Linked DNA regions of Mus musculus: region 1 is linked to region 2. Evidence: chromatin loops called from intact Hi-C (ENCODE). Cell type or tissue: left cerebral cortex. All regions are shown on one strand. Links, peaks and the distances in the headings refer to the core of each region. The heading gives the core; the rest is flanking DNA.

Evidence for each region. Peaks named below come from ENCODE experiments on the same cell type or tissue, not always from the same donor. Only the 100,000 strongest peaks of a DNase experiment are listed, where the experiment ranks them.
Region 1: it touches region 2 in a loop (2.3-fold over the local background); 2 of 42 quality-filtered maps call a loop at or near these places.

What each region holds. Positions count from the first base shown.
Region 1 is chr17:52,346,745-52,352,129 of GRCm38, reverse strand. No RefSeq gene overlaps it. Among named protein-coding and RNA genes, the nearest start is that of Gm41600, 45 kb to the right of the region's middle. In left cerebral cortex, for the core only: no CTCF peak of the experiment used is centred there; DNase peaks (open chromatin) are centred at 2,531, 3,148, 3,440, 3,904 and 3 more places; H3K27ac peaks cover 3,180 bases.
Region 2 is chr17:52,248,636-52,254,020 of GRCm38, reverse strand. No RefSeq gene overlaps it. Among named protein-coding and RNA genes, the nearest start is that of Gm41600, 53 kb to the left of the region's middle. In left cerebral cortex, for the core only: no CTCF peak of the experiment used is centred there; DNase peaks (open chromatin) are centred at 2,119 and 2,521; H3K27ac peaks cover 309 bases.

The DNA.
Region 1 (5,385 bases), core at 214-5,213, 98 kb before region 2:
ACAGACAGAGAGACAAGCAGAAACACAGACAGAGAGACAGACAGAGAGGGTGAGAGAAAAAGACAGACAAAGGCAGACATACAGAGAGGGAGAGAGAAATTCTTTTCACCCACAAAAGTCAACAAAAAAATATTCTGACATGCAGAACAAAGAGGCTTGTCGAACAATGATTTTTCTTACCTATGATCCCAAGTACTTGTAAGCATCTATCTATAAAATGTCCAAAGCAACATATGTTAAAGATATATGTAAGCTGCTGTTTTGTGGGTAGGGTAGGAGCTGTGGGCCTAGGTCTAAACCTAGATAATGAGAGATAGACAAGCTAGCAATTTTACATGAATTCTGTCAGCCAGACAACAGTGATGGACGCAAAACTTGCTCTCTTCTCCACCAAAAATGTGGAGATGAAAGAGAAGCAGCCAGTGGCAGAAGCCCATCTCCTTTTACACAAAACAGGTGGTGTTCTAGTTCAGATGCCATATTTGCTATTTAGGGTTCTTGTGATCTCTGTGAGGATGGATAAGCTATAGAGTGCGTAGGAGAAGCTACACAAAGCATCCACACTGCTCCAAGCCTGCAGGCTTATTGCGACCTCACACTCCACACGCTGAGATTGGTTATCTTGTCAAGCTTGCTACAGCATCCCTGTGAAATTTGGGTTACCACATTTAGCTGTAGGATTACAGCACTCAATACCGCAGATAGGAGATAATGCCTCCAGCGTGTGGGGCTGGGGCCATATAAGCCTCACAGTCTAATTTTGGTAGCTTTGGGGGTAGAGGAGATGCAGGTGAGGCAGGACGTGGAAGGAGTGATGCGCGTGGGCTGTTGTGGCATACCCTCTCCCACAGTCTGGCCCTTCTGCCTATACAGACAGAAGAAAACGACGTTTTAAAATTTGATTCTGTGCCCCCATCCCTTTTGAAGCTGACAACCATAAAACTGAATATACCTTTCTGAATAGAATTCTAACACATAGAAAGTACCCCACTCTGCATGCTTTTTTACTTTTCAATGTACCCTTGGAGACTGAAATAATAATTTGATATTCTCTGTCTGCTGGTGCTAGATGGGCTTTTCCTTTAATGATGCAATGCTTCCAGTGGCCAGAAAGTCTCAGGACATTGACAGAAGAATCTGTTGGAGCTTTGCTCCTTCACATTGGTTTGCTGGTGAGCACCATCTCTGACTGTTTCCATTCAACAAGCTCTCTGACACTACAAGAAGCTCTCTCTTCATCTGGTAGAATAACAGTGAACTTGGGTCTGCTTCCTGCCCACCTTTCTTGCTATCTCTGGAACTGCCTTCAGATTTAGACAGTTTGAATATTACCAGCTCCTAGGAACCATTTGACAGGAATGCTAAGGTTCTCAGAAAAGAGTTAGTTGTCAAAGGCTTTCTCTAGTCACATGACTGGGTTGATAAGTTTAAATGTAGCCAAGTGTTTCTCAAGTGTATTTGGAATATTTTAGGATATTCAATCTCTCTCTGTCTCTCTGTCTCTCTCTCTCTCTCTGTCTCTGTCTCTCTCTCTGTCTCTGTCTCTCTGTCTCTGTCTCTCTGTCTCTCTGTCTCTCTGCCTCTCTCTGTCTCTCTCTCTTTCTCTGTCTCCCTGTCTTTGTCTCTCTCTTTCTCTCTCTCTGTCTCTCTGTGTGTGTGTGTGTGTGTGTGTGTGTGTGTATGTCCTCTTTTTCTCACAGTTTGAGAATTGGTCTTGGAAAAACTCTCTACAGATTTTTTTTGGTTTTGTTTTGTTTTCGTTGTTGTTGTTTTTGTTTGTTTGTTTGTTTGTTTGTTTTTTGATACAGGGTTTCTCTGTGTAGCCCTGGCTGGCCTGAAACTCACTCTCTAGACCAGGCTGGCCTCGAACTCAGAAATCCACCTGCCTCTGCCTCCCAAGATTCTACAGCTTACATTGCTAACTACAAAAATCAGCATAGAGAGTTTTTCCAAGACCAGTTCTGCAGTTATCTGTGATCAGCAGTATCGGGGATCACCTCGGATCCAGAGCATCTATCTAGTCAAGGCATGGGCAATTGGTTTACTTTGTATGCTGACTCCTCCTGCAGGGTTAGTCTGAAAGTAACTTCCGTCCTGCAAAGCCCCTGGGTAAGCTGGATGTGAATGGTGCATAAGAAACAAGCCTTGTGGAAGGAATCCCAGAAAAGTGGCGGAAGTTCTGATGGATTAGTTCACTGGATTCACTGACACATGATGCTTGCAAAGGAACTGGAGGCCAGATAAGTGTGGCAAGACTGACTTGAAGACAAGAAAACAGGTTATTTAAGGTTTGGGACCATGACTTGTTTGACAGTCTTCACAAATTACAACATCTCAGGCAGAGTTTTGTTCTATTTGAAAATCATTATGGACTACAAATGTGATCAGGAAGGTATGCTAACCCAGTATATCATTTATCCTTCTCATTCAGCTTCATAAAAGAAACTCCCAGGTTCTTGTAATGCCAGGACATGGGAAGGGGTAGGTTTGCTGCTGCTGGCTCTATGTAATCCATCACTTGAAGAAGCCTAAAATTCACCTCCTCAATGATGTCAACTATATTCAAAGGCAAGCACTACAATATTTAGGACATGGAAGACAGGCTGCGGCTTTTCTCTAGAAGGTGATGTGTTTTCTAAAGGTAGACTTTGACATTTTTCTGGCTCACTATTTTTTTTTCTTTTTCTTGTTAAAATTATTCTTTATGAGAAAAAATATATTCACACACATGCTACAAATAGAAGCCAACACACCAAAGTAAGTAACTATTGCTAAAAGCTGGCTAATTGAAATGTAATTCACTCATGCAAAACACACACACACAGAGAGAGGGAGAGAGAGAGAGAGAGAGAGAATATGAATTTTGGCCTTGCAGCCCTTTCTGAAGTCATATGAATGTCTCAGTGTTTGCACTTGAAAAACTGGAAGAAAAATCAATTGCATGAAAACACGAAATCGGTGAGTTTGTTTTCTTCTGTAGCTGTTTTCTGATGGGGAATGATCACATGTGTGGATGCTTACCTAACAAGGCCTTCCATGTGTGGGCAGAGCGTGGTATTTGGGAAAGATATTGGGAACTTAATTCTCTGAATGTTATAGCTGATGTAAATTGAGGCCATTCTATTTCAAGAGATTCTTGCTTTCAAAGTCACCCTGCATTTCTCAAGCTAATTTGGTCGGAAAAGAAACCGGTTAGGTGAAAACCCCAAATGTTTCCAAGCCTTAGGCTGCAGGTGTCTGAGATAAAAGTGAAAGTCCATATGTTAGGAGAAAAAAAGAAGGTGGGGAAGGGGAAGAGAAGGGATGAAAATAAAAGGGAATAAAGGGCAGGGGGCTGAAAGAAGGAAGACGGGGAGGGGGAGGACCGAAGAGAAGGAAGTTGTTCAGGGGCTCATTTACCCTCTGAATTGATGCACACGAAGCCCAGATCTTATCAGATAACACACACATTTAGAAACGAAATCTGCGCATGTCTGAGCTCCTGCAGCCCATTCTGCTTAGCTAAAGCAACATCTTTTTTTTTCCTCCAAAAAATCTGTTTCCTTCTTACATAGTCCAAATGTTAGAATGTGGTTTGAGTTCTTTTTTGAACATTAATTTAAACAGTATGGGAATAGATCAGCCCTTATAAGTCTAAATAAAACTTCCTTCGACATCCATAATATGCTGTTCTTACTTGGAGGCTAATGAAGTTGGAAAGAAGAAGTGGGAAAGAGTTAAATACAGAAAACAGTAAGCTTCGTGGAAGGTTTTTTTTTTCTTATAAAAATTTAATTGCTGTTCTCCTACCCAACCTATTTAAGCAGAAATTCACAACACAGCTTTAAACTGGTTTTCATTCCGGCTCCCCAAATGTTCGGATATGTTGACCTGAACAGAAAAACGCAAAAAACTCAGTGCCACTCACTGCAAAGCTGAGAGAATCAGTGTGGATGGGGAAGAGGAACAGACAGCCAGATTGTCTGGAATTAGAGACAAGCCATATTTGACATTCAGACGCTGTGCCTTTTGATGGCTTTCAATCACATTCAACTCCTACTGCCATAATAATAAGTAAATTGTGTCACACACAATCACAACACACATTTTCAAAAAGAGCATGAGGGAATGTGCTCAGCACTGTCAGTGTGGAGGCATTGTCGTCTCTGTGTACAGAGAGAATTTGTGTGGGCCCCTTAAGGTCAGCCTAAGAAATCACCTCAATTTTTGTAGCTTTGTGAGCTATAATTAGATCATTCTACCTGATTATAGAAGGATCAATCAAGCCTTTCTTGGCTCCATTGTAAGGTGGAAGTCTAGCACATAGCTAAACTACTGGACCTGCAGAGATCATAGGGTCCTAGACAATTCTGTAACATCCTGTCTCCACTGTTTTGGGGGACCCTGGGACCAGAACGATGGATTTCCTTTCCAAGTTCAGTGCTTTGTTTCAACTAGAAACAAAATGCCATCCTCTAAAACCATTCTTGGTATCAGAGTGGCTTCATTGTCATTGGGGGTATTAGCAATGTGTGTATGTGTTTCTTATAGGTAATCACTTTGCAAAGCAGCATTTCATTATTCTAATAGTTTCGTAAAATTCCTAATATCCGTGGACAAAAGCATCAAGTGTTTCCATGTAACAGGACATTGACTGTCAGCACAAGGCTCCTCCCCTGTCCCACTTCCTCCTGTTCTCTGTTGGACTAGGAGCCTAGTTATTCAGCTCTGAAGTGTTCTGGAAGTTTGTTTCCTCCTACTCCCATTTTGGATTCCCAACCCTCTTACAAAATTACTGTCTATGGACACTGGACTTTATTTTGATAGCTCTTACCCCAGCACACATACCTTTACTACCTGTCATTCAAGTAATGGAACAGAGTCTACTGAAAAGTTTCACCAGGGCCAACTGGGAACCACTTTGGGTGGGGTGGTACCTAATGGTTTTATGAAAAGAATTTGAGGAATCCTAGACAGCACTTGGGGAGTCAGCAAGGAATTAAAAATGAACAGCAGCCACAGTTCTTAATCAGGAGCTCTTTCTATGAGGAAAAAAGGGGGAAAATTAAAAAAAAATGTTCCTGCATTACCTACAGTGTTGTTAATGTAACTTTCTATTTACATAATATGCAAAAGGGCTGTCTGCAAACTGCAGTAATCTATATGGAATGAGGACAAAAGATACTGATTTCTCTAAAATGTTCTTGTTAAGGAATAATCAAGAAGTTAGAACCTCTAATCTTGCAGTCAAAGCAGAAGTTTGGGGGATTTTTTTCTTTTTTTTTTTCTTTTGCTCATGTATATATATTCACATGCACAGACGAGTACAGACAGATTTACAGATATCAAATATATCGTCTTTAGCATTCAAGAACAAAATTAAACTTCAAAGAAAAAGTCGAAGTT
Region 2 (5,385 bases), core at 108-5,107:
CTAGGGACTCTGGGTGGGTCCCTCAGAGCAGAAGTGGTGGTCCTATCTGTGCTCACAGGTGTGTCAACACTCCTGGGAGACAAGCCCTGGCAGGACCTGGGTATGGAGAGCTGTGGCACAAGGTCAGCTCTGGGTACAGATGGAAACTGCACCCCCAATATTCTGCCCAGCACAGGATTGCCCTGTCTCTGAGAAACAACAGGATGTCCAAGATGAAGAATAGGACATTTTCTGGAATGGACTAACTCTAAAGGCATTTACGGCCTGTGCTGTCCCTGGAGACCATTTTGGTATCCATGGTTTGCTGTCTTGGGCTGTGTTGAAGCCCTGAGTTCATGAGGATGTCCATGGTCCTACAGTATCCAGGAGTAGTGTTGATGTTCCTGGCCAGAGTTAATGATGAAGACCATACAGATGTCATTGGCCTGTGCTGCTGAGGATGGTCCATGATTTGTGTGGGCACAGAGGGCTATGTTTATGTCCACAGTCTGTATTATCATTGGGAACCTTTCTGAGGTCTGTGCTGATGCAGGAGTTCATGTGGATGTCCATGGTCTATGCTCTTGCAGAAATTGTAAGTCCATGACCCATGTCCCTACTAATGATGAAGGGCAAGAAAGCTATCCATGGTGTTGATGAGCTAGACTCACAGCTAAAAAGGGACATAGAAGGCTTCTCTCTCTCTCTCTCTCTCTCTCTCTCTCTCTCTCTCTCTCTCTCTCTCTCTCTGTGTGTGTGTGTGTGTGTGTGTGTGTGTGTGTGTGTGTGTGTATCCCACCCAAAAGTTACAGTCTAGATATAAAGACATTAAAGAGTTCTCTCTAAAATGTGATAAGAATGATGAAGAGTCACTCCCCACAGTTCTGGAGAGGAGGGGAAGGGTAAAGGACTCAGTTTTACATAAGGGTCTAGCCAATGGGAGTTTGACCATGCTCCAAGAAGTATATGGGTAACACAAATTGGACTTGTTTGTTGTTGTTGTTGTTTTGTTGGTTTTTTTTTTGTATGGGGGAGGGGGTCATTGAGAGGTGGGGAAGAGAATAGACCTGGATGGACCGGGAAGTGAGTGTGCTCAAGGTTATTAATTTGAAATTCCCAAATAATAGATAAAATATTATGAAAAAAATCTTAAAATAGTTTTGGAGAAAACATAACTTAACATAGTCAAAAATATGTATGATAACCTCACAGCCAACATCATCCTAAATGGAGAAAATCTTAAAGAAATGGCATAACAGTTAAGAACAAGGCATGATTGACTGCTATCCCTACTCATTTTCAATGCAGTCTATGAAACACTGTTCAGATTATTAAGACAAGAGAAGATTAACAACATAGAAATAGGGAAAGAAGTCAAAGCATCCCTACTCAACAGATGATATGATATTATACAAACAAACAAACAAACAACAACAACAACAAAACCCTCCAAGGTCAAGAGATCTGCCCTAAACCTTGAAACATACACATTCAAACAAGCAACACTAAATATACTCGGTAGGATTGCATTAAAGAATTAATTAAAGAAAAGAATTTTGAGAGACAATGAGGGGCTATGAGAAGAGTTAGAGGTGGGATAGGGAAGAGGAGAAATAATGAAACTATGGTATTCATGGGTAAAATTCTCAAAAAAATAAAGTAAAATAGAACTTAACAATAAAAGGAAAACACTAGCACATGGGGTCCTGGGAACACAGCAGCTCATGCTCAGACCTTACTGCTTAGATGGTGCTTTCTGTACTTCAAGGATCTGTGGGCAAATTTCCAGGTCAAAGACTCCTGTTGCTTCCTGTTCCCCTTTTTTGAGATTAGTCAACAAGGCCCTGAGAAGATCCACAGAGAATTACATTTGTTAGGAGTTTTGCTGACTTACTGAATGATTTAATTTCTTTATTGAAACAACTACTTATATTCAGCACATTTGTGCTGCCTACATGTCATCCTATATGAAAAACGCCCACACAAAACAGTTTGGTGTGAATTTTGGTCCATAGTCACTTATACCTGAAGTCTTGTTGCTCTGGGATCATGTGGATCTTGAAGATGATGTGTCTCTAGGTGAAAGATATTTTTACTGTCAGGTCCTCCTGTTCTGTGTACTTCTGCTCCATTTGTATGCCGGTTCCTGTCCCTTTCCAAGCTTTGCTAAAGACTCTCATCCCTATTCCATCCCTCCCATCTGAGATTCATCTTTTCTCTCTTCCCACCTCATTCTAGCTACACAGAATAATTAATTTGACACAAAAGGAATCTCATTCCATGCATTTTGAGATAAATATATGAAAATATTCTATCATACATGGTATTATGCTGAAGTAGGGATATGCCAGATCTCAAAGCCAAACAGGGCCCTTCAGGCATATGCACTCATTGCTTCCATTGATCAGATTTAAACAGATGATTTTCAGGATGTCTAGCTGAGAAAGAGACAGACTATATATTTTTCAAAAAGACTTCCTTCTCAGAAATATCTCCATGTGGGAAAAACAGACCTTGTACTCATGGTCCTGTTGGGATGAGAGTATAAACAATGAGTCATGGTGGTGCAGTACCACAGAGCTGTAGGGAGTGGGATATGTTGACAGTGCAGGAGTTTGCCAGTTTCTTAAGAGATGTTATTCTATGTACATTTGAGGAATGGAAATTTGAAATCTAGATATGCTTAATGTTTTTTTTTTTTTACTCTGCTATTTTCAATGAACCCAATACTTCAGAACATCAAAATAAGTTCATCTGTAAATTCATCTCTCCACCATGTTTATGAAAATTTTATCCTTATGAGATGGAAAGCAGGAGGAGATATGAAACAACAAAACACAATGTTCATAAAGCAGAAGAAAAGTGATTTTTATAAGAAAATATTTCCATTTTATATTTTCCAGGGTCAAGTTAAACAATAGTGAATTAACATTTTTTAAATTATGCACAGGGCCACTTGCCAGTGTTTTGTTAATTATGCAAATGTAGAGTGCTGCTCTACTTCTTACTTCAGATCTATCAGTGTGCATCTGCTCAGCAAATATTTCAGGAAGTAACCCCTTGCCACAGTCAGAAAAATCCTCTATAACTACTGAATTCCTGAAAATCGACGTCAGCATTCACCAAAGGAATAGGGAGAGTGATAGATTTCTGATGTTGGTCACATGAGTCTATGTCTCAAGGGTAGGGAGGAAATAGAAAGAAATTTATTTTATTGAGTAGCTACTAAAGAAGTAATTTTCATTAAATATCGAATCTAATTTTCACTATTAGCTATCTTTGAGGTATCTGCTAAGATGTTTATAGTTTTTTGTTTTTTGTTTTTTTTTTAAGGAAAAGAATGGAGCTGGAGAGTTGGCTCAGCAGATAAGAATGTGTACTGCTCTTGTCGATCTGGTTTGATCCTCAGACCCACACTGGATAAGTCACAACTGCCTGTAACTCCTGCTTCGGGAGATCTGATGGCTTTCACTGGAATATGGGCACCTCCATTCACACTCGTGCATGAACTCATGCATGCTAACAGCAAGTAAAACATTAAACCACTGAGAAGTAAGCATGGAACACGATAGCAGAAGTTCTGAGTGTCTCAGCAACCCTCTCAGACAGGCCATAGAAAATGATCTTTTAAAATAACCCCCAAGTTAATCAGCAAGACAAAGGGGTAAGGTATGACCAGGGGCCTTATTACACACAACAGTGCCAAGGCTGACAATCATTGGGTAATAGCAGACAACTAGGATATGATGCAAGCCATCAAGTAAGAAGCCTAGCAGAGAAATCAGAAAGAGATGATGATGCAGGAGAGCCTAGGTTGAAGCGCTGTCATCTCTGCAGGTGGCAGAATGATAAGGATTGGGGTGACCTTGTAAGAAACAATTCTTAGGCTACATTCTGTGGCTGGGAGAGACCTCATAGATTCCATTCCTCTGTTGCTTAACAACAGAACTAAAGGTCAGGCAAACACAATCGTAATGTTGAGATCAGGAGAACCAGGAGCTAGAATGTCTATGCTATCTATAATGTCTACTTTTCACTGAAAAGATGAATACAAAAAAAAAATCTAGCAAGTGTCACATATGTGTGTATGTATCTTCTTTTCACACACACACAGATGCACACACATATATACATACATACATACACATATACATACATAAGAAGTTAAATCAAATGGTTTGTGTGTTACATTTAATATATGAAAATACCAAAGTAGCCATGATAACCATACTCAAAGAACTAAAGGAAACTACGCTAAGAGAACAAAGGACAGATTTGTCTGATTATACTTTAATGAAATGTCAACATATAAATGTCAACCCATAAAGAAATAGAAATAATTTCCCAATAGAAAATGGTAGAATGTAGTGGTAATAGTTAAAATAATCGTAAAAGTAATCTTAGTAAAGAGTCACACAGCAGCTCCGTTGTAGAGCAGAGTTGGCAGCAAAAGACATTAGAGTGCCTCAAATCAGATCAACAGAATGGCTCAATCGGAGGAACACAGAGGATGAAGAGCCTAAAAAAATGGGTATCTCCTATGGGAATTATGATCACTATAGCATATACTAACACAGCAGGTGCTACTAGGATAGGAGAGAGTAAAAATGAAACTAAAACTTAAAAGACTGAAACTGCCCAAAATCCATTTAAAAAAGAGTTCATCTGCACACTCACAAAGTTAAAGAAGCCACAAACAGACACAACAAAGGGCTTCACATCTATGCACACCATATGTAAACCTATGAAGACAAAAATAAGTGTTATGCCCAGTTGGTGAGATCTCTGTGAGATCACCAGAGACCACAACTCTAATTGATGCAAGCATACAAGAGTCTTTTTATTTGAGTTTGGACTCAGGCCACAACCCTCCTTGTGCAACAGGGTTGGAATGCAATGCTCAGGTCTAGGAACTTAGGACTTATATAGGGAAAAATGCACACGCTAGGGCTTTCAAGCCTTGGAGTTACATGACTGGGTAAAGGGGTAAAGGAACCTTAACCTTCAAACTGATAACGTTTGTTCAGACAAAAAGGAGAGACCATACATCTGGAAAAGGGCATCTTTGACCTGGGAAGGAATAACTCATCCTATTATTGGGACCAGTCCTTTCCGGTTGTTGCAAGCTAACCACAGCTGTTATGTCTATTTTTGATTGCTGGAAATACTTGGTCATCTCTTTCCTAGTGCTCAAGGGTGGGGCCCTTATCGCTCCAAGGACATTAATTTTTTGCTTCCTCCAGGGACAGGAGACAGCAGTCTTTCAAAAGGTTAGCAGCTTAAAATACAGTTTCAAGGAAAGGATGGACTCTCTCCTGCTGTGGCTTTTTGTCTTTACATAAGAAGACTCCCTTGAACAGAGCTGGAGAAAAAGAGTGGGTGAAATTTAAACCCAAAGATGGACAG